3 separate regions of the Homo sapiens genome follow, and regions 1 and 2 are each linked to region 3. The links are chromatin loops, found by intact Hi-C in ENCODE. Cell type or tissue: dorsolateral prefrontal cortex. All regions are shown on one strand.

Evidence for each region. Peaks named below come from ENCODE experiments on the same cell type or tissue, not always from the same donor. Only the 100,000 strongest peaks of a DNase experiment are listed, where the experiment ranks them.
Region 1: a loop joins it to region 3, with 6 times the contacts of the local background. A loop is called at or near these places in 63 of 110 quality-filtered maps.
Region 2: a loop joins it to region 3, with 2.5 times the contacts of the local background. A loop is called at or near these places in 25 of 110 quality-filtered maps.

Annotation. Positions count from the first base shown.
Region 1 is chr2:44,950,842-44,958,841 of GRCh38, forward strand. No RefSeq gene overlaps it. Among named protein-coding and RNA genes, the nearest start is that of SIX3-AS1, 13 kb to the left of the region's middle. RefSeq lists silencers at 1,376-1,425, 4,863-5,052 and an enhancer at 4,286-4,992. In dorsolateral prefrontal cortex, CTCF peaks have their summits at 1,515 (motif pointing right), 1,714 and 4,968 (motif pointing left); DNase peaks (open chromatin) are centred at 1,540 and 4,960; H3K4me3 peaks cover 2,854 bases; H3K27me3 peaks cover 7,569 bases.
Region 2 is chr2:44,339,394-44,347,393 of GRCh38, forward strand. PREPL (prolyl endopeptidase like) reads right to left here. Exons shown (of 14, transcript NM_001171613.2): 2 at 6,875-6,997; 3 at 5,127-5,193; 4 at 4,352-4,558; 5 at 3,024-3,159. The coding sequence starts at 6,949. Among named protein-coding and RNA genes, the nearest start is that of PREPL, 18 kb to the right of the region's middle. In dorsolateral prefrontal cortex, CTCF peaks have their summits at 3,667 and 3,868; no DNase peak of the experiment used is centred here.
Region 3 is chr2:44,040,881-44,048,880 of GRCh38, forward strand. No RefSeq gene overlaps it. Among named protein-coding and RNA genes, the nearest start is that of LRPPRC, 49 kb to the left of the region's middle. RefSeq lists an enhancer at 3,374-3,423. In dorsolateral prefrontal cortex, CTCF peaks have their summits at 3,476 and 3,676; a DNase peak (open chromatin) is centred at 3,511; H3K27ac peaks cover 622 bases.

The DNA.
Region 1 (8,000 bases), 910 kb after region 3:
CTCACAGACCACCCATTCATTGCACGCACACACACACACACACACACACACACACACAAACACACACACACACACTAGGCTAGGGCCCAAAGAAGATAGGTAGGGAACTAGATAAGCACCTTGAGAGAAGCATGCCTGCTGTTGGGAGTGAGCAGGTAAACAGAGGCCTCTGTGTTACAATCCACCCCTAAACGCCCATGTTATGCTGTTCTGCAGAGCAAGAAGGGAGAGTGAAGAAGAGGGCTATAAATTATAGAGTGAGGATAAAGGCAAAAGGAAAAGGGAGAGAAAGGAGAGGGAGTTGAAACAAAAAGTGAGGAGAGGAGAGAACAGGGAAGGGGCGGGAGCCGGAAGGGTCTGAGGGAAGATGGGGAGCAGCTTCCCAGGCTTAAGCAGGGGGAGGGCCAAGGCTGGTTGGGGAGAGGGTGCCATTGCAGCAGGAGAGCAATTCCTTCTCCAAGAAAGCGCCTAGGGGAGCACGTTGACTTGTGGCCGGCTGGACTTGGGAAGTGGGACGAATACTGGGGGTGCACAGCAGTTTGGGGCCCAACAGCACCCATTCCCCTTGTGGGCTGGGGAGGTCATGCAGCTTCCTCTGCCCAGAAGAGGCCCACCCAAGAAAGCACCCACCTTCCCATGCCTCCCTTCCCTGGACTCAGGGGCAGCTTTTCCCCTCACACTACACACTCTTAGAGATGCCCCCAATATGATTCCATTCGTAAGACACACACAGTCACTGCTCTGCATGCACACACACACACACACACACACACCCCTCTGCCTTCTACAGTGGGCATAGGCAACCACCCACTTCTGCTCAGGGATGCCGCAAGGGACAGAAGCATATCTCCACTCCTAGCAACGACTCCCCACTTTTTACAAATAAAACCACGACTCTAACTGGTTTCTACACACACTCTTTTTGGAAAAGAAAAGGGCTTTAACCTGCAGGAGTCTAACCCGTCAAGACGTCGAGGACCTTTACAGAATGTGCTGGCAAGAAAGGAGAGCACAGGCAAGTCACACACACATGCATGTGCCAGGCTCTGCCTACACTCCAGCCCCGCCAGGCTGCTCACGGCAGGCTCAGTCAGGGTGGAGGCCCTCTCTGCCTGAGGATGGAAATGGCTGTGTGGCTGGAGGAGCTACAGACCAGCCAGGCACTGGCTGTTCTCTATCTTTTATTTTTTATTTTTATTTTTTTCTGAAAAGATGAGGCTTGGCAGGAGGGGCGAGTTCCCTGGGGACTTCTCGGATCCCTGCAGGCAGGAAGAGTGTGCGGGGCCCAGGAACCGAAACAGGAGGTCCGAGGGACCAAGGCAGGGTCCAGACGTGAGGGGGAGCGCGGCGGGGCGTGGGGGACGCGGCCCCCGGGGCAGGGGTCCGGGATCTGCGGACGTGGCCCGGTGGGGAGCGCGCCCCTTGGTCCCCGCTCCGCCCTCCGGCCTTCGCGGCGCTCTCTCGCTGGGCCTTTGTCCCCACCTCTCAGGCTCGGACTCCGTCTTTCTTCTTTCAGGCCGCTGGGAGGCGCTGTGGCCGAAGCCCCGGCCTCTCCCAGCCTGATGCCCTGGTCCTGCAGCCGCGCCGTCTTTCTCCGCACCCGGTTCCCGCGGGGCTGGGCTGCCTCAGGCGATGGCCCGGCCTGTGGCTGGGCCCGCACTGCCTTTGGTTTGTTGGATTTTGCGATATTTACCATAATAATTAATTTGCCGCCATTCAACAGAATATCTTAGCAAGGCCCCTTAACGACTGGAAGCGCTGCTAATTCCCTGCGTATGCGCCTCTCCCTCTGCAGCCCGGGACAGGCGCAGCCGCCTTTTGCCTGCCCCTACCTCGCCCGGGACACACTGGCGCCGCCTGGCCAGGCCCGACTGGGAGGAAGGACAGAGGACCGACGGACACTTGTACATGTGCGGGCGCACGGAACCCAGGCCCCGGCCACCGCTGCCTTTCCCCTGTGTGTCTGAGCTGAAGCGGCTACGCTTATACCGGGAGGTGAAACGGAAGCTCAGAGAGGGCCATAATTTGGCCACTGTCACACAGCCAACCTCCACCTTCACCCGGCTACACCAACACACTCGATGACCTTCTCTGTCTTCCTCGCCGTGCGCTCCCGATAGCGGGGGAAATACTTTTCTGAGACGCCTCTCTGGGCACGCAAGATGAGGCAAAAGCGGGAGAAGGGAGTGGGATAGGACCGGGAGCGGGCGGCCCTGGGCTCTGCCCTTCTGGGCGCGCCATCGCTCCCGCCACCTGCACTAGGACTTTGCAGGAACGCGCCTCCTACGCGCTGCCTAGGAGGACCAGACGCGAGACAAGCGCTCAGCAAGCAGCTACGTGCAGGCAGACCTACCAAGCCAGGAGAAAGAGCGGGGATTTCAGGGGCCTCCGCTCCCACAGCGGACCGGCCTCCGCTTAAACCACCAGCACTTCCCAGTGGGCCTGGGAATCGAGGATGTGAAGTGTGTGGATACATGTGAACGTTGTTGAGTGTGCAGTGAGACTGTTGTGCAGATTCTCATGAATTGCAAGAGAAATATTTACCTTGTGCGGGTGACAAGTCTACCTGCAGATGAGCCCGGGGGCTTGTCCAGTGCTTGTGAGCATGATGCAGAAATATCAACTAAGTTCTCGAAGAATGGAGGGGAGAGGGACAAGCACAATTGAGCCCTGTCCTCAAGTTTCTCACGATCCAGTAGGAGGGACAGTTGAGGTCACCACTTAAAAACAAACCAACCCCGTGGAGTTGCACACAGTGTTTCCCGGAGTGTCAACTTCGCAATTAATTACTACAACTTTGGCGGTGGGGATAGAGAGGGCTTCTCTGAGTTCTCTGAGCAGATGGCACTGACCCAGAAGGATGAATCGGATTGAGTGGAGGAGATTCTAGGCAGGAATGGCAGGTGGGAAGGCATGGAGGAGGTGTCAGGTCCAGTGGGGAGCAGTGCAGTGTGGCTGGCCCGCCGGGAGTACTGTAGTGTGGGGCCCATGGGTTTTTGAGAGGTTGGTAATTGATTCTGAGGGAAGAGGGAGTAGGGATTAATTACAAGATCAGGCAAGTTGTGTGGCCTTGATCCCATGGGTACTGGGGAGCCAAATAAAACTGTATGAAAGTGGCTGGGCGCGGTGGCTCACGCCTGTAATCCCAGGACTTTGGGAGGCCGAGGCGGGCGGATTACGTGGTCAGGAGATCGAGCCCATCCTGACCAACATGGTGAAACCCCGTCTCTACTAAAAATACAAAAATTAGCTGGGGGTGGTGGCACATGCCTGTAATCCCAGCCACTCGGGAGGCTGAGGCACAAGAAGCACTTGAACCCAGGAGGCGGAGGTTGCAGTGAGCTGAGATTGCCGCACTGCACTCCAGCCTGGAGACAGAGGGAGACTCCGTCTCAAAACAGTCAAACAAACAAACAAACAGACAAACAAAAAAACTGTATGAAAGCTTAAGTGGTAATATCCAGTGTCCTGCTTAAGGACTGTAGTCGGGGGCAGTGAGGCTGTAGACAGGAAGGCCCCTAGGAAACTATTCCAATAGGCAGGACTGAGCTAAGACGCCAGAATGGGTTAAAGGCATTTCCAAGGAGGAATGGTGAGGACTTGATGACCAGCTGCAGACCTTATAGGCTGCCCTCCGACCTTCAGCTTCCTGTGCGCTCACAATTCACGTGCTCACACGTGCTCCTTAGAGGGGTCTGTCGGTGGACGCCGCGAACCAATCAAACCCTTGCACTTTGTTCCAAAACCCATTCCCTACCAGAATGGGAGTCCTGTAGGGCCAGGTCTCCTCCCATACCCACCCATTTCGGCCTTTGTTCTACTGCACAATAACAGCTGGCACTGGGGTGCGGGAGGACGGTGAAAGCTCGAGTCCCAGGCTCCAAATCCTCCAGGAGTAACTGGGGTGACCCGAGGAGAGCAGCGCACTGGGTGAGTGGAAGCGTGGCCCGTGAGAAGGGTACCGAGGGTCAGAAGTGTCGCAAGGGACCCAGGACGCGCGCGCCTCCGAACCCCTGAGTCTTCGCAGGCTCTGCGAAACTTCAGTGCGCGCAGCCTCCTGCACACCGTTTTCGCGCGACCTCCTTGCCTCGGTCTCCAGGGGTCAAGCCAACCCAGCGCGGGAATGTTCCATTTGCCCTTTTGGGACATTCAGAGAGGCTTTTCCGGGCTGCCGCGGCGCTTCCACGCAGAGGAGGCGTCGGCTTCCAGGCAGCTTGGCGATCTTGTTATTGGACACGCGAGAGTTTAGAGACCCAGAGAAATGGAGTGAGTCAAAGTCAAACTCAAGTTTCTCGGCCCCTAGTCCTGCGATTCTTCCATTGCACATTGCACCCCTGGGCCTTTCACATCTGCTCCTAGCGAGCTTGGAGTGTAGGTGCGACCAGGGCGCATCTGTGCCAGTGCGTGTCTGCGTGCGTGGCCTTTGGGTGACTCCACGCCCGCAACTGTCTCCGACTGTGTGGGCGCGTGTGTGGCAGGTACCCAGGAGCAGGACAGGGAGGGAAGCCTCAGCTTCCAGACCCGCTCTCGCGTGCTGGCGGGAGCGGTGGGTAGGAGCAGGAGGTATGTGGTGAAGGATGTAGGCGGACTAGGGCTCTGTCCCCGCAGAAGAGTCCAGGACGCAACCCCTCACGCCGGGCCAGCGGGGAGGCAGGAGTATGGTGGACCCGTTCCCCCAGGGATGGGAGAGCTGAGGAAGGCTGCAGGTCGGATAGCTAGATTCCATGATGCCCCCAAGAAGTTGCCAGACTCCAGTCTGGGAGCTCTCAAGAGCCAGAGACCCAGGGAAGTCCCCTCTTTGGCCTCCGAGGACCCCGAAGCCTGGCAGCAGTGCTCAGCCTTGGACCCCGCGGTTCCGCGGCCGGACGCCCCTCGCGCTGGCTGTGCGCACCCTGGCGCAAAGCACTGCAGGTTGGAGGCGGAAAGCAGCGCGCTCTGGGGCCACTGGCGGGTTTTTGCTGCCACCTCGCGGCGATGGTGCATAGCATGCGAACCCTCCGCACCGCGGGCCTTGGTAGTGCACGTGGGTGGTGTGGGGGGCCTTGCCCTGCCGCGCTGTCCTTTTCTGCTCGAGTTTTCGCAACACCTCTTCCACCGGGATAGCCTGCTTCTCCTCTTGAGGGACTGCGCGCTGTCTTATACCAAAGTCCACCATTTTGCGTGGGTAGGACCCTCCACCCTGGCCTGTGGGATTTGGAGTCACCTTTCTAGCTCCTTTCTCTTGCTTTACTACTTGATCCCGTGGCTGCCCACCTGGACTTGCAATAGGTCTCATGCTAATATTTCCCTTCTTCGGCACTATTAACTTCTTGTCTTGCAGATAGATGCCTCTAGGTCTCCTACAGCGGGAGTGTGGGGCTGTCTTCCATGGTGATAGGCTGTCTGGTGGGAAGCCATGCGGAGCTAGTACCCTCTCCTCTCCACAAGGGCTTGCTGAAGGCCTTCCATATGCCTGACGCTGCCACACCTTGGAGACAGCCAATGGCAGCCTAGACCCTGGCCCTGCGATTATAGTTTAGTGCAAGCAGAGAAACACAATACACAAATTATCATTGAAGCTGCCATATGGAGGTATGGACAAAGTGGGAGCCCGAGGAGGGCCTTTGAAACAAATCTTGATGGATAAGCATGAGTTTTCCAGGCCAGTGAGGAGGGAAGGACAGTCAAGGGACTGGGAAGTGTGTGTCCAAAGACACCTGGGTACAAAAGAGCATTGGGTGCTGAGAGGGACAGCTGTTTCCTGGGGTGCTCCACAGTCTGATGGTGAAGACATTGCTTTGCTCTGGACAGCATAGCCAGCCAGCTTGGGCGAATGTATTGATAAGAGTATCAAGTGTCAGCAGTGAAAGGAATATTTGGAATTGCTTCGTTTTCCATTTAAATAGACAAGGAAACCGAGATTCTGGCTAAGTCTCTGTCCTTAAGTACAAAGCTAGTTAGGTGGCCGATTGCTCTATAGAGTCCACCATGGTGCCTAAGGGAGGCTGCGTTCCAATGCCAGGTGGTCTGGAAAGAGGATGGTGGTGGTGGTGGTGGGGAGTGGTTAAGAGGAGCCATCACAGGCTCTTTTCCTTTTCTCAGCTACAGTTTTGCTTGCCTGCTTCTCTCTCAGGCAGCATAAATACTAACCATTACTCTCTTCTCTACAGATGCAATCATTCTAAAAGCTTTGGGGTTTTTTGTTTGTTTGGTATGTTTGCTGCCAAAACTATTTGGCAGCCAAACCTGACCTAAACAGTATGAAGCTATTTATAGTCTTTATTTATCCTGCTTGTCATAGATATCAGATGTTTCACTGCAGAAATGCTGATGTGTTGGATTACAGGTACTGCTCTGGACCCCCTTGGGTGGTGTTATGTAATACAGAATATACGGACCATTATAGGTACCTTTCTGAAATCTCCAAAACTATGAATTTCCCAGGGTTTTTGGAAACGGTTTGCGGTCCTTTGGGATTGAGCCTGGATTGTCTTATGATAAAGAGGTTCATGGTGGGAGAGGAAGTCAGGAGAGACTGGGAATTTAAACAACGTAATGAGACAAACCATGATTGGTAGTTTGCAGGAAGAGTAGGTCAAGTTGGCTGTGGGACAGGGTCACAGGGCCAGCCCAGCAAAGCTGCTGGCATCCTGGAGGGCCTCAGGGGCTAGGGTCTTAAATTTCTTTTTTTCCTTTGAGACAGGGCCTCGCTCTGTCACCCAGGCTGCAGTGCAGTTGCATTATCATGGCTCACTGCAGCCTCACCCTTCAGGGCTCAAGCAGTCCTCCCACCTCAGCCTCCTGAGTAGCTGGGACAAAAGGTGCACACCACCATGCCCAGCTAATTTTTGTATTTTTTTAAGAGACAGGGTTTCACTATGTTGCACAAGCTGGTCTCAAACTCCTGGGCTCAAGTAGTCTTCCCACCTTGGCCTTCCAAAGTGCTGGGATTACAGACGTAAGCCACCGCACCCAGCCCTTAGATTTCTACACAAGCTGGAGAAGGTAGATAAGATCCTGGCTCCAGGCATTTTTTTCATGGCCGTTCTCTCCCAGAGTCAGACTCTCCCCTTGATGCCAGAATTCTCCCTTTCTCCAGACCCAGGGAACACCTAACTCCACCTCTCCGGGTCAGTCAGGTAGGGGCAGCCAGATGCTCACCCTATCCCCTGGATGTCCTGGGGGAAAATCCGTCTCTATCATAAAGCCATAGTAAGTGCCTAAAATGTGAAAACTTTACATGAGAAAGACAGCTGCGAAGGAGAAAGAAAGTGAAAATTTATGACTGAATGCTTTCTAGGCATCCAGCCATGTCCTAGGTTCTTACACCAGCTTATTTTTTTTTTCATCCTTGCAGCATCCTGGGAGATCAGTATTTTCATCCTCATTTTTATAGTTGAGGGAATTGAGGGCCTGAGGTTATAGGATTCTTGCTAGTCCTCTTTCTCCCCCTGAAGTCCCCCTGCAATAGGGTAAGAAGTTCTAGTCCAAGCTTTCCTCTCTTCCATCTTCCAGGAAAGCGGAGAGACTGGAGCCCTGGTAGTGTGTGTTGGAGGGGAGAATGTGGGTCCCTTGGAAGGGAGTGGCTGGGGGCCCTGAGCTCTGGGGGATAATCCAGGCCAACCCTGTGGTGCTCCTTTCCCAAAGCTCCATCAGAGACAAATAGAATTGTGACATATCCCCTTGTCCCTCCAGGGAAGGCTGCTCCCTCCTCAGTGGGTGTCACCTCCGTCTGCAGCTGTTTAGCTCTTCCTTCTGTGTCAACACTCCCCCCTTGTCTCTTTGTGAGAACTTCGGTTGTATTGTTGTTATTCTTGTTGTTGTTTTTGAGATGGAGTCTCCCTCTGATGGAGTCTCCTTCCATCACCCAGGCTGGAGTGCAGTGGCTCCATCTCAGCTCACTGCAACCTCTGCCTCCTGGGTTCAAGTGATTCTCCTTCCTCAGCCTCTTCAATAGCTGGGACTACAGGTGCACACCACCACGCCCAGCTTATTTATTTATTTATTTTTATTTTTAGTAG
Region 2 (8,000 bases), 300 kb after region 3:
AGTTTATTTCAGATGCATGCTACCTTGTTAAGGACAGTATCTCAGAGGTGGTCAGTATACATGTTGATTTATAATGCAGATAGGAAATTAAAATAATTCCTTAGTGAATATCACTTGTAACTTTAACAATTAGCTATTATTTTTCTCATTTTCTCCTAAAGGGCATTCAAAATAATTTACTTCTAACATTTTATCATAAATGTTTTTCAAAAATACAGAAAAGTTGAAAAAACCATCTTGATTCCATCATTGCTAACATTTTGCTACATTTACTTTATTACATATCTATGCACCTATTAATCCATCTTTATTTGGATGCATTTCAAGGTAAACTACAAACGTCATTTCTCAATCACATGAGTAGATAACATAGCTTTTTGCTGAGAAGAGGAAATAAACTTTCTATAGGAGACACAAATAGGGAATAAAAGGGACACGGAGTTATTTTTATTTTCTTCTTTCTCTGCATGCATTTTGGATTTTTTTTTCCTTTCTCCCAGTTTTTACAACAAAATAGAATAGGAAGAAAACCCCTCACAATCTTACTAACGTAACACATTTAAAACATTAACATAGCTATTTTACTTTTTAAATTTTTCCTTCTAAGTTATATTTATATTTCATGTGTGTCTTTAAATAGATGTAATTATAGATACAATTTTTGATTCTGTATTTCTTACTTCATATATCAATTTTCTCCCTACATGAGTTGAAAGTCTTTGTGATTATTATTTTTAAAGGCTACCTAATATTATAACAGGTTTAATGGCTACCTAATATATCATAATTCTTAAAAATTTAGATTTTAATGTTTCATTATAATAAACAATATAACAAGAAACATATTCATGAAGATATTTTCCCCTTCCATGATCTTCACAATTATTTTCCCAAGACAAATTTTTAGAAATGGAAATACTAATTTAATAAGTGTATTTTTATGACTTGATGAATATAATCAAATAATATCCTAGAAGCACTATACTAACATAATGAGTGGCTTTAAATGTTATATTTATATTTTTCCTTATTATAAAAGTAATTTATACTGAAACTACTGAAAAACGTAAAGAATCCCAATGCCCCCAAATAACAACTGCTTATAGTTTGGTAAAATTTCTTCTGTATTGGATCACATTACCATGTTTATTTGTCAATCGTTATTTCTTTTGTGAAATGTGTGTCTATTTTAAACTTTGAATGTAGCTTAAATTATTAGTATGTAAATAGCTCTTTAAAAATTAAGAATATTGGCTGGGCACAGTGGCTCACAACTGTAATCCCAGCACTCTGGGAGGCCAAAGCTGGCAGATCACCTGAGATCAGGAGTTCAAGACCACCCTGGCCAACATGGTGAAACCCCGTCTCCACAAAAAATACAAAAATTAGCCAGGCATGGTGGCAGGTGCCTGTAATCCCAGCTACTTGGGAGGCTGAGGTAGAAGAATCACTTGAACCTGGGACGCAGAGGTTGCAGTGAGCTGAGATTGCGCCACTGCACTCCAGTCTGGGTGACAGAGTGAGACTCTGTTTCAAAAAAAAAAAAAAAAAATTAAGAACATTAACTTGTCTTTTTGTTGAAAACACTTTCCTCCATTTTGTTACCTAGATTTTAACTATTTACAATAGTTTTTGTGGTTTTTGACTTGAGTTTAATATTTTACGTAATCGAGACTGCTACTACCCTTTGTAATTTCTTATATTGATTTTATGTTTCAAAAATATTCCAACCAAGCTGACTAAAAAGCTTATATTTTCATCTTATTAAAAAATTATTTTTCTCAATGGGTTCTTTAAATCTCTTAGGAATGTATGCTGACATATACAATGATGAAAATTATTTTTTCCCAAATAGTATTTCCCATTGCATTATAAAATAACACCGATTCATTTTTCATTAGTTTGTGATGCCTTTTATCATATAAATTTTCACATAGACTAGGATCTATGTTTTAGAGTTATTCTAAGCTCTATTATTTGTCTATCAATTTGTATTATTTTTACTGTTATTGCTTTATATGCTTTAATATATAATTGTAGGGCAAGTCCCCTACCCTACTTTGCTCTTTATTTTCAACACTTTCTTCGCTGTTTTTATATATTTTTGTTTGCTTAGTTTGGTGATGACAAATTAAAAATAAACTACTTGACCAAATAGTTGTTAGATATGTGGTTACAGGAAGTGAGAACACAAGTGGCTCTAGGGTAAAATGTGTCTAAGAGAATATACGAAATATAAAGAACTAGACATTAATCTTTTTTTCCAATTATTTCTATCGACAATTATTTTTAAATTTAAAATGTATTATAAAAATAATAATGCTTATTACAAAAAGAAAAAAAGAAAAGTAAAAAAAAAACCATTGTTAGTACTTTGGGTGTATTTCCTTTCAATCTTTTAAAAATGCATCTTTTTTCCTTGATACCCAATTGAAACCATAGCATATATTTAATTTTTTCACCTAGCACAATAATACATTTTTGAGTTAGTTTTAATTTATAATTTAGTAGCAACACATACTTTAAATTCTTCTATATATTACTAAGAATTTAATGGTTAAAAGGTACTCAACAATCATCAGGAACAAGGGGTTTTAGTTTGAAAGAGAGATACCTATCTAAGTATATACCATTTATTTAAGCAATAGATACTGACTAAATAGCACTATACAAACCTGGCACCCTGCTTATCAATTAAGATGCAAAGGTGAAACAGACTCAGTCTGTTCACAATCTAGCAGTTCTAGGTCATCTTTATGAATTTACATGAATGAACTATGTTGTAATTCACAAAATCAATTTCAGTTTTTAATAAAATATTAGTGATATATCTGTATTTACTCTGATTTTGAATATTACCAGACTCCAATTTTGAATACAAACAACTAATAAAAGAATGATCGTTTTAGCCTTATTATTCCTGGTTCCAACCAAAATAAACGTTTTAAGTCAACCAAAGTCAGTACTTTAAATAACTGGAGGAAGGTTCTGGAGAGAAAGATTTAATTATATTATTCTAGTACCTTGGGTCTTTTTCTGTGTAAAAGCGTTCATTACGTTTGTTATCACCAAAAGTGGCTCGATATACGTCATGACAGCGAAGGTTCCTCTGGAAGGTGTAGAATAAAACATCTTCATCTTCCTCGTCCTTTACCCATTCTGAAAGAAAATAATGAGATAATTATACATAATCACCTACACTCCATTAAAAAAAAAAAAAAAGCACAGCACATTCTAATTTTGAATGCCAGTGAGAACATGTGCAAGTTTATCCCTGGAAATCTAAATATTTGACTGTATCTAATCTGTGCTGTATATAAGCCAGAGAGCTTTCCTGAGAATAAACCACTACTACACCATTCCAAGGTTTCAAGTAGTTATCAGTCTCAGGGTACTCAGGTTTCTAAATAAGAGCTAAATGCTCAATATTTAGGAAAGACATTGGTAAAGTCACATTTGCTTTTAGGAGGTGAATTCCGTCTCAATCTACAACTTGAAACTGTAAGTCTGAAGGAATATTGCATCTTTCTCTCATGTGTAAACCTTCTCTGTCTGCTTTCAAGCCACAGGATATCTCCAACTACCAAACACAATTTAATGCTGATTCTTGATCCCACCAGAAGCTGTCAACAGAAGTTTGCACACAATTACACCATGACTGCCACCTGGCTGACAGTGATTGTAAGTCATCATTGTATAATATGCACCATGATTTTAAAGGTTATAAAATGTACAAAATATATGTCTTAGAATTCAATAGTTAGGGTATAATTTCAATTCACTGCAACAACATTTAGTTAAACAATGGAGAAAATGATGGCTGAAAATGAAAAGGGAGGACAAAATGTAACATATGTACCACTCAATGATAAATTTAAAGTTAGTTCTATTACTAAAAATGTCACAGCTTCCATTGATAAACAGGTTAGTTCAACACATACCAAGTTCTTTGGTAGTGACTTTATGCTGTAACAGCTCTATAAGATAACATGAAATTAAAAAAATACATTCAAGCTTAAAGTTGAATAAAATATTAAGATGCAACTTACGTGTAAAAATTTATTCTAGATAATAATTTGGCAAATAATTCTGATAAATCAAAACATATTGTATGACATGGACTCTAATTATAACACTTTTAAAAACATGAGTATTTTAAAATTACCCATCTAGATATATAATTAAATAAGGGAAGGTCTCCTGAATAAGAGGTACATAGGAAGATGTATAGTCCATAGGGATACATGAATCAGGCATTCACCTTCTCCCTCCCTCACATGCGACAAAAAAATGTTTCAAAAGTGTTACCGTTGCCTTTCAACACAGAGGACTATTTTGGTTGGTGGCTTACCAAAACTGGACACATTCGGGAAAGAAGCTTCCATTACGGGCTGATCGCTGAGCTTTATAATTACACAGGTAGATGCTTCAGAATCTTCAGTTCTTATCTTGGCAGCCACATATTTTTCATCTGGAGCAACTCTGATACAATCAATGAAGGGCTGGTCTAACTTAAGTTCCTCCAAATTGAATAAAACTTCATAATTATCATTGTCTGCTGTATAAAGAAAAATACGAAAGTGATAACTTCAAAGGATGTACTTTAAAAAATTAAAACTGTATTTTAATGTTTTAAATTAGAATTCCCATTCTGTAAGAGGCCATATCCTAGCTTCTTTCAACAATGATGGCAGCTTAACTTGCACATCAACTGACAATAAGTTATTTAATATTACCTTATACTATTCAATACTATTCTGTGCATCAACCTATGAGACATTATTTGATATTGTTATAGTCTAGTTTAGTATTTACAGACCATACAGAACCTAGAAAGTAAGTGAATATAAATGACAATCAACAATATATGCCAAGTGCCTAGCATAGTACCCAAGACACAGCAGATGCTCAAAAAATGCTGGATGCCGTCTCCATTCTCCCTGCCAAAGCTTCTGAGTCTAACTATATCTTACACAAACCCAGATATTAAAAACTAGTCATTAAAAAAAAATTCAGAAATAATCTTTAAAAAAATCTTTTCTCTATCTTTGAGAAATTAATAAATTTCCTATAAAAAATATGAAATCTGAAAATTAGAGCACGTAAAAAGAAAAATTGTGGTGTACCTTCTTCATCTTTGGAACGAACCAAGCAACAACCTTCTTGGTAATAAACAAAACCACCATGTTTAACCTGACAAAAGAAACATGCAGTTTACTTAATAATAATTTAATTAACCTTTTCATAGTCTGACTATTCAAGATGAAGATGAAATGAAGACTCTTATAAAAAACAGACCTGTTGAAGTATATGAATGAACACATATGAAATATAAAATTGACCATTTTTACAATGTAGTTGATAAGATATGGTTTTCGTATGTTCATAACCACTAGAGGGGTTTTTAATACATAAATACAAGAGGCAATAAAGAAAAGGTATAACAAAATCTGTCAGTTCTCACAACTGTACAAACCACTTCTGCTACATTTTAGAAACATCTGATACCTGTACAGTGGGAGTCAATTAACAGAAATCAAGTGGCATCTTTAAGACAATCCAAAATGATGCAGATGAGGAAACTGTGGCTCAGACTAGCCTGAAAACCCAGTCTATAACTTTCTGAGACTCCTTCCTTTAAAATATGCTGTCACCAACAACTATACACAGTCTTGACTTAACACAAACTATTTCACCTGCTGTAGGGTGACAAATACAATTTGAAATTGAGAGAATTAATATTACCCAAATATAAATAGTGTTCTTGTCTAATGCCTACATATTAAATGTAATTGATTGGTTGATATGATTTCAGTGGCTTACGTTTATTATCTGTTAGTTGGTGGCGTAATTTGAATCTGGAGATCCTTATTCTTAACCTACTATTTCCACTCTACTATGTATGTGATTTTCACCTATTGCGGTTCAATTTTCCAATCTTATTGAAAAATTCAATTCATTTTTTCTTTTTTTTTTGAGACAGAGTCTTGCTCTGTCACCCAGGCTGGAGTGCAGTGGTGCAATCTTGGCTCAGGGCAACCTCTGCATCCTGAGTTCAAGTGATTCTCCTGCCTCGGCCTCCTGAGTGGCTGGGACTACAGGCGCCTGCCACCATGCCTAATTTTTGTATTTTTAGTAGAGATGGGGTTTCACCATGTTGGCTAGGCTGGTCTTGAACTCTTGACCTCAGGTGATCTGCCCACCTTGACCTCCCAAAGTGCTGGGATTACAGGCGTGAGCCACTGCACGCACAGCCCTCAATTCATTTCGACTGACTATTTATGACTGTGATAACCATAAAATGGTTAAACAGATACTTGGCTTTCATGGTATTATACTACTTAAAGTGAATTCCTTTTATTAAAAAATTTAGACAAAACAATCAAGTAATTTTCAAATAATAACAAAGTATGAACTACTTTCATTTGAACTTCTCCTTAGAATGATTAAAAAATTTTTAAATCAGTGCTGGGCATGGTGGCTCACACCTATAATCTCAGCACTTTGGGAGGCTGAGGTGGGAGGGTTGCTTGAGCCCAGGAGTTCAAGATCAGCCAGGGCAACACAGTGAGACCCTGTCTCTTGAAATTTTTTTTTTTTAAATCGGAACTGATTGTTTGCAAAAACCAGAATTAATATATTACAGTTGAAAATTCATCTTACTTTCGATCTTTACATTTATTAAAAGATGTAAAGGATCACATTCTGTGATCACAATCTCTGAAATCTTTGCTTTTTAAGTTTTTCAGCATATTTTAAAGGCCAAAAGCAGTATAATCTTGATGTGGACTATGTCTCTAAATCACCAAGTATCTCATTTGCATCTTGATTGGTAATATCAAAAATTTTTTTTTAAAGACATGAGATATCTTACTTCCACATTGATGATTTCATATTCTTCTTGTGGCTGTGTTTCTAATTTTGTTCTCACTTTTTCAAATGCATCCATGTTTTCTGGAAGGGGTTTTTCGTTTTCTTGTTTAACAGGCTGAAGATCCTGGAAAAAGTTTTGTTATGATCAAAATATTTCAAACTAGGGAAAAAAAACTTTTGCTTTTTAAAGATAAGTAGGTCTATACCGTAGACTTAACGTTGTACAAAAAAGAAATAAGATTAAATAGTAGGTATTTCACAGATTGTAAATGTTCTTTCCTAGGCTCATCAATAAAATGATCTTTTTCGTTAAAAAAAGTAAACAAAGTAAGATAGACATTTGATGGTTATACTATTATTTTAGATGAATAAGTCCTTAAGAAGCAGGAATACTAAGAAGCTCAGAAGAATGTTCAGAAATACTATGGGGAAAATTTATACACAATTAAGGAGAAAATAAAATTCCATGAACTTTTACATATTTAATAGGAAAATCAGGTAGAGAAAAAAATCTTTCGCGTTTAGGAAGTACTGAAGTACTTCCTAAAAGAAGGGAAATATCAAAGAAGTGGAAGACATTATCACTACTAATAAATGTTCACTATTATTTTATTCACAGCCAGAGTGATAAGAAATATTTCCCTACTTCATTAACTATAATTTTTTACTTTTTAAATTTTTTAAATTTAAATGGGTCTGAGAACCAAGGGATATAATTTTCTTTTCTTGTGGGAATAACTAAGCCCCAAAACAGAACTGTTTATCACATCAAAAAGTAAACTGGCGAGGCGCAGTGGCTCATGCCTGTAACCCCAGCATTTTGGGAGGCCAAGGAGAATGGATCACTTGAGCCCAGGAGCTCAAGACCAGCCTGGGCAACATAGCGAGACCCCGTCTCTATAAAAAAATACAAAAAAATTTAGCCAGGTGTGGTGGCACACACCTGTAGTCCCAGCTACTTGGGAAGCTGAGGTGGGAGGGATCACCTGAGCCCAGGAGGTTGAGGCTGCAGTGAAGCATGATCATGCCATTGCACTCCAGCATGCAGAGTGAGACCCTGTCTCAACAACAACAAAAAAAAGGGAATTAATGCCTAATGAAACAGAGCTTCTTTTTCAGTTTCTTTG
Region 3 (8,000 bases):
TAGAGAGAAAGAATTGGGGGTGATTTAGTATGTAGGCACTGAGTGAGGCTTAGTTTAGATGAGCACTCCTAGGAGAAATGTGAGGTGTGAGATGAATGAAGGACAAGAAAGCCAAATACTATCATCTTTTTTTCTTTTGATGCTTTTTTTTGAGATAACCTTAAACTTTATCCTCAAGTAAATACAGATGTTCCAGGAATCCTAGGATGATTTTTGAGCGTTTTGTTTTCATTTCATTTCCTCTATATAGCCATGCGTTAATATTCAGTGCTACTGAATTCATTTGTTTATTTATTTGTTTGTTTGTTTTTGAGACAGAGTCTCCCTCTGTCACCCAGGCTGGAGTGCAGTGGTGCGATCTCAGCTCACTGCAACCTCTGCCTCCCAGGTTCAAGTGATTCTCCTGCCTCAGCCTCCCAAGTAGTGGGGATTACAGGCACCTACCACCATGCCCGGCTAACTTTTGTATATCTAGTAGAGACAGGGTTGCCCAGGCTGGTCTCGAACTCCTGACCTCAAGTGGTCCGCCCACCTCAGCCTCCCAAAGTGGAGTGGCATTCCTGCCAAAGTGGAATTACAGGTGTGAGCCATCACGCCAGGCCCTCATTTGATTTTATTTGGATTTATATTTCAGCACCGGCTGGGAAGAGAATGTGTTCTCATGCCCTGTGGGCATTTGGACACTCTCACAGGTCCTGGTGGGTGTGCTAGGGTCTGTGTGAGGGTCAGGTTATGTGTGTGTGATTTTGCATGTGCCTCTGTGGGTGTGTCAGTGCGACACGTGCCTTCGTTTCTCTGTTCTCGCAGTTGTCTTTTCAAATCTAAAGTGTTTGAAGGAAGGAATCTCCCAAACTTCCCCAAAGATATTTCTTGCCTCTTCTCTATAAGTCTTCCTATTCTCAGACACCAGACTGAGGCTGAATTTTACATAATATGAAATAACCATGATCTGCATGAGGGTCAAGGGCACCATGAAGAGTGTGTGTGTGTGTGTGTGTGTGTGTGTGTGTGTGTGTGTGTGTTATGGAAATTTCTAAATATACTCAAAAAATCAGAATAAAAAGAATCTCCATGTATCCATCACCCAGCCTCAATCATTATCAACATTTGGCCAATCTTGCTTCCTCTCCCCCAACTCTTTTTTCCTTCTAGTGTATATTAAAGCAAATATTAGGTAGTTTGACATTTCGTTTGGAACACTTAAGTTTTAATCTGTAATTGATAAGACTTTTTAATACATTTCACAATGTCATTGTTTACTTAAAAAAAAGAACAATTCCTCAATATCATCTAAACTCAATCCATATTCAAATTACCTGATTATCTCAAAGACATCTTTTTTCAGTTGTTTTTTAAAACTCCACATATTGCATATGGTTGTGTCTTTTTCGTTTCTTTTATTCTGAAGCAGTTCACCCTTGTCACTGATTTGACAGGGAATCAGGTAATTTGTTCTGTATAATGTCTTAAGTTCCGTATCTGTCTGCTTCACTGTGGAGTGGTTAACATATTCTTCCATCCTCCATATTTTCTGTAAACTGATAGTTATATCTGGGCCTTGATTAGATTCAAGGTCAATGTTTTTAGGCACCTATACTTTCTAGGGTGGCATTACTGTGAGACATATAATATTAATATCTTTTTTTTCACTTTTAATACTAATAGGATTGATCAATGGGTTTAGGTAGCATCATCCCATAAAGTTCTCCATTAACCTTTCACCTGATGATTTTAGCATTTGTTGATTGTGACCTAAGTCCATTATGTCATTTCAAGTCTTAGTGATTTAAAAAAATTTTTTTCAGGCCAGGCACGGTGGCTCATGCCTGTAAATCCAGCACTTTGGGAGGCTGAGGCAGGCGGATCACGAGGTCAAGAGATCGAGACCATCCTGGCCAACATGGTGAAATCCCATCTCTACTAAAAATACAAAAATTAGCTGGGTGTGTTGGCACGCGCCTATAGTCCCAGCTACTCGGGAGGCTGAGGCAGGAGAATCACTTGAACTCAGGAGGCAGAGGTTGCAGTGAGCCAAGATCGTGCCACTGCACTCCAGCCTGGCGACAGAGTGAGACTCTGCCTCAAAAAAAAAAAATTTTTTTTCTTCCTTCTGCATATATTATCTGGTATTCTTCGAGCTCTAGAATTTTGCTAATCAAAGGGAATAGTGGAGTTGCCAGGCTCTCAAGGCCAAATGAGGGCCCTGTTTTCTTGGCCTCTTTCCATGTTAAAAAGATTAATCCACCCTCCCCAAAGTGGCCACACCTAAATCCTAGTCTCTAACCGAAGGCAACTCTTTGTGCTCAGATAAGGTGGAAGTCAGCAAGGATCCTAGTAGAGGGGTCTACCCTTTGCTCCAGGAAAAAAGGGGCTCTAGGAGTAGCAGCAAGGCCTTCCCAGGACACAGGGAACTCAAGGCTGCTCAGGAACTGAGGCCTGATCTCCAGAGATCATCATTAGTTTGGGGAGGGCTCCCTTTGTCCACCCCCTTACCCTACCCCGGTCAGGCTCATTCTGGGGCCCTGGATTTCTGCTCTTCTCCAGGGAAGCAGCAGCATTCAGCCACTCACACCAGAAACAAATATCTGGGACTGTGGCTTTGACTTTCTGGTGCTTTTCCCTGTATCCTCAGATGAGCTCCACGTCCTTTGCCACCCTTGGCTTGGGCACTGGGCTGCATACCTCCTGCAGTTGCCCTTCTTTGAGGAGCAGGGACAGAGCTGATCTCCTGTTCCATGTCCCTCCATTAGCCCTTTCCTAGATCTAAGTCTTCCCCAAAAAGCCCTGGGACAAACAGTCCCAAAGGCAGGGCCCAATTGCTGGATTAAATGCTTAACTCCGAAGGTCCAGGATATATTTTATTTATATATATCTCGATTATTAACTCTATCCCAGGCTCCATCCCCGGCTCAGTGTGGATAACTCTCCCCTCAGCAGCCGAATAAATCAGACCATTCTTCCTCTCCTGTAGAAGTTAGGTCTGCATGGAAAAGATAGCACTTACACTCATTTCTAAGAGGAAGATGTACTTTAAGTTCTGTATGAAAACATTGAGTTCCATGGTATACACTGTTGGCATGAAAACAATGAGACTTTTAATTGCTCCCGAAACTCTAATATATATATTAGAGTTAATAATTAATATATAATATAATAGATATTATTATATGTAATATATATATATATATATATATATATATATATATATATATATAAATACTTGAAAATAGTCACCTGCCTTTAGACAGTTGTAAGCCACAGGGGAAACTCTTTGAATTCCCACCAATAACCATTTGGCTTAGAACGACTTTCAGCTGTTTCTAAAAATCAAATTCACCCTGAAACGAGGGTGGTTTGCTCTCACCTCACGATGGTGGGGAGAAGGTGGGCAGCAGTTAAATATGCCGTGGGGCTGAATGTGACCAACACGACAGTGCAGGGAAAGCTCCTTTGTCCCTGCGCGGCCCAGACTGGGACGCTAGATGGCAGGCTCACCTTCTAGATGGAAGCTTCCGGCTCCTTCTAGAGGGAAGCAGCCAGCCCTGGCAGCCCGGCCTCTGCTGGCAGTAGCCACACACTCCTGAGCAGTTCCCAGGGGCCTCCAGTGGGCTCCCCAGGGAGGGTGTGACCGATCCTCAGTGGAAGGCCCCAGAAGTGTCTGATGTGAGAACAGGGAACGCCTGCCTGTCTCCTGCAGCTGCAGTGGGATCAGGGTTAGGGCCCACTTGATCCCAAACCTCATGGTTTGTGGCTATGGTGACTCCACTGGGCTGCCAGCCACACCCTCCTCCCACCTGCCTGTCCCCGTATGGGGGTGAGAAATGTCTCCAGCTTTCTTGGGCTGGCCCAAGGTTCGAGGTCTTTCAGGATGTCTGAAACTTGAGGTTACGCTTTATGCAACCTATTATCAAATAGAGGGTCTGGTGGGGTGTGGTGGCTCATGCCTGTAATCCCAGCACTCTGGGAGGCCGAGGCGGGCAGATCACCTGAGGTCAGGAGTTCTAGACCAGCCTGGCCAACATGGCGTAACCCTGTCTCTAGTAAAAATACCAAAAAAAAAAAATAGAAAAAAAAATAGCGGGGTGTAGTGGTGCGCACCTGTAGTCCCAGCTACTCGGGAGGCTGAGGCAGGAGAATCACTTGAACCTGGGAGGCGGAGGTTGCAGTGAGCCAAGATCATGCCACTGCACTCCAGCCTGGATGACAGAGCGAGACTGTCTCAAAAAAAAAAAACAAAAAAAACAAAAAAAAAAAAAACAGAGGGTTCTACTCTGGGTGTGGGCACTGCTGAGTGCCAGGAAACACTGCTAAGTGCCAGGAAAGAAATGTACAAGCCTGGGCTGACCACTGGGCTTGGGGTCTGTGTTTTCATTAATGTTCACGCCTCAGAGCATTCTTCACCCTTCTTCTTTTGGCTGCCCCTGCCCTCCTCCCATCCTACCCAGGGTTTACCAATAAGTACAAGTTCTCTAAAGGGCAAGAACCTTCAAGGACTTGCTTCTGGATTCCTGTGCCTGCTGCGTGGTGAGGCTCAGTGAATGTCTGCTAAATGAGTGATTGATTGAATAAATTAATGTTGGGATCCAGAAATCATCTGGCTTAGCCTCCTCCTTTTAGAAAGGGTATCAACTAATTGGAAATGTATTATGTTTTCTAGGATGCCTGCTTTCATCTTTACCCTCCTTCCCCTCTCCCATTTGAGATCCCACTCCCAGGGTCTCCATTTGGGAGTGCCTGAACCTTTCTTACATCTAGCTGAAATCCCACACACTGCAATTTGAGACTGATCTTTTTTGCTCTGACTTCAGTGTAAGTCGATGATGGAATTGGGGAATAATATTGTTATGGGCTGAACTCTGTCCCCTATAAATTTTCTACTGGGAAATTTGAGGTACTCCCAGTATCTCAGAATGTGATGGTATTTGGAGACAGGGCCTTTAGTTAAAGTGGGGCCATTAGAAGGTGGCCTAATCCAGTCTGACTGATGTCCTTGTAAGAGGAAATTTGGACTAAAAGATACCACAGAATCACACACAGAGGAAAGACCAAGTGAGGAGACAGCAATCGGGTCAACATTTGCAAGCCACGAGTGGAGGTCTCGGAAGAAACCAAACCTGCTGACACCTCAACGTTGGACTTCCAGCCTCCAGAACTGTGAGCAAATAAGTATCTGTTGCTTAAGCATTCCCCCTCCCCCAAGACTGTAGTATGTTGTTAGGGCAGTCCTAGCAAACTAAGACAAATATGACAGCTACATGATTATGCATGATACCTGATTATGATAGAAAGATACATGATTATAATAGAATATAATAAAAATGCTATGATACAGAATACTTTGCCCCTTTGTCGGCATGTCCAGCATCTATAGAACTATTATCCAGCTGATGTGATGGTAACTGAGGTTTCCACCCCCACCTCTGGCTGCTGGCTCTTGCCAGACAGGCAGAGAGGAGGGAGAAAGACCCCTTAAGAAAGGAGAGATGTTCATAGCTTTAGTCAGCGTGGGCTGCCTGCCTGTCTAGGTTTTTTTTTTTTTTTAGAAAACCAGGCTCAAATGTGATGAAAAATAGGTTGGTACAGCTCCCAGGAGAGGGGGTTACCTAGTAGGACAAAAGCCAAGCTCCCCGAAGAGGTCAGCACAGCCTCAGTGGCCCAAAGGTTGACACATCAAGATATATTAGGTTTGTGGAGAGAGAAAGGAGCAAAAGAGGCAGCTTGTTGGAGATTAGATTAGACCAGAGAAGACTGTGTAAAGGCTACACAACGGGGGGACTGAGGAGATGGGACGAAAAGAGGGAGGGCACAGGGCTGGCTGAGGAAACGACAAAGAGAAGCTGAAACTTTGAAGCAAAATCAGCCCAGTGAACACAGAGCACCTTGGGGTCAGAGATGAGCCAGGGGAAAGCTGTGAAAATCAAGGCAATGTCTCTCTCCTACCTGGGTCACATTTAAGTGGTAGGATTTGGTCTTTTGAGAACTGACTAAAAGTAATTGACTCTCTTTAAAGTGGAAATTCTTTTTTTTTTTTTTTTTTGAGACAGAGTCTCACTCTGTTGCCCAGACTGGAGTGTAAAGGTGCAATCTCAGCTCACTGCAACCTCCGCCTCCCGGATTCAAGCGATTCTCCTGCCTCAGCCTCCCAAGTATCTGGGATTACAGGCACCCACCACCATGCCCAGCTAATTTTTGTATTTTTTTTTAGTAGAGACAGAGTTTCACCATGTTGGTCAGGCTGGTCTTGAATTCCTGACCTCAGTTAATCTACCCACCTCGGCCTCCCAAAGTGCTGGGATTACAGGCATGAGCCACCGTACCTGGCCTAAGGTGGAACTTCTGGAGCACACTGAGAGTGAAGGGGGAGGATGGATGGAGAAAGCTAAAACTGAGAACCTGCTCTCCTGGACACGTAGCCACAGGACATTTCTGGGGCACAGTCAGACCCTCCCTTTCCTTATGCTTCCAGAGACCATTTCTCTCCTCCCGTAAATGTCACAGTAAGATATCATTGGGAAAAAGAGAGAAATTCCCCAACAGGAGCACATGTAGAGGTGAGACCATCATCCACAGACTGTCTCCCGCCTGGCACAGACCTGCAAGAAGGAAATCAGGGAAAGGGGGATAAAATTCAGATGTCCCCTTTGTCCATCCTCTCTCCTCTGCCCCCAATTTCCACCAACTTAGCCTGGCTCAGATGAGGAAACAAAGAATGGGCCTTGGCTCTGCCTCTCAGTGCCCTTGGTCTCTTGGTCCTGGATTTAGAGAAGTGACCACGCTCCCACCCCCAATGCCCTTTCCCTCCTTCTCACCATATTCCTCACTCAGGGAAAGGGATGGAGGAAAACCTGGTCTTGCAGCTCCAACCATGTGTGCACGGGTAGCAGAGTTGGGAGGTTGCACTTTAGTTTTAGTAATACTTGGGTCCCTAAGGAAAAAGAACAAATCTCGAAAAGCTTAGAGATCATCAAAATAACTCCCCCACTTTCTTCATAAAGTTGTTGCATTAGTCCGTTTTCATGCTGCTGAGAAAGACATACCCAAGACTGGGTAATTTATAGAGAAAAAGAAGTTTAATGTACTCACAGCTCCACGTGGGTGGGGAGGCCTCACAGTCATGGTGGAAGGTGAAAGGCACATCTTATATGGCGGCAGACAAGAGATAATGAGAGCCAAACAAAAGGGGAAAATTCCTTATAAGATCATCAGATCTTGTGAGACTTGTTTACTACCATGAGAACAGTATGGGGGAAACCAGCCCCATGATTCTATTATCTCCCAGTGAGTCCCTCCCACAACACGTGGGAATTATGGGAGCTACAATTCAAGATGAGACTTGGGTGGGGATGTAGCCGAACCATATCAGTTGTTGAGACCCACAATGGGGAAAGGACCTACTGAAGGTCACACAGGACCGATCATATTGTCCAATAGGTTTTCCCAAATATATCAAAGCCATGTAGTTCATTTAAAAACATGTCCCATAGAGGCCAGGCACTGTGGCTCACACTTGTAATCCCAGCACTTTGGGAAGCCAAGGTGGGAGGATTGCTTGAGCCTAGGAGTTTGAGACCAGCCTGGCAACATGGCGAAACCCCATTTCTAAAAAAAAAGTACAAAAAATTAGCCAGGTGTGGTGGTGCTTGCCTGTAGTTCCAGCTACTTGGAAGGCTGAGGTGGGAGAATCAACTAAGCCAGGGAGGGCCAGACTGCAGTGAGCCATGATCGTGCCACTGCACTCCAGCCTGGGTGATGGAGTGAGACCCTGTCCCAAAACAAACAACAATGACAACAAAAACCTAACACCATGTCCCATAGAGCAATAGCTTAAATCCAGTCTATTTTCAAAAGGCCAGTTCTTGAAGCACATTATAATCCCCATAACTACTTTATGCCAAATAAAATTGTAACATGCCAAGAAAATAGATGGAATCTGCTCCCATGTAACTGCATCTGGGTGAATGTTCACCTCTGGCCTTGGGTTTTATAAGGGACATCAACGT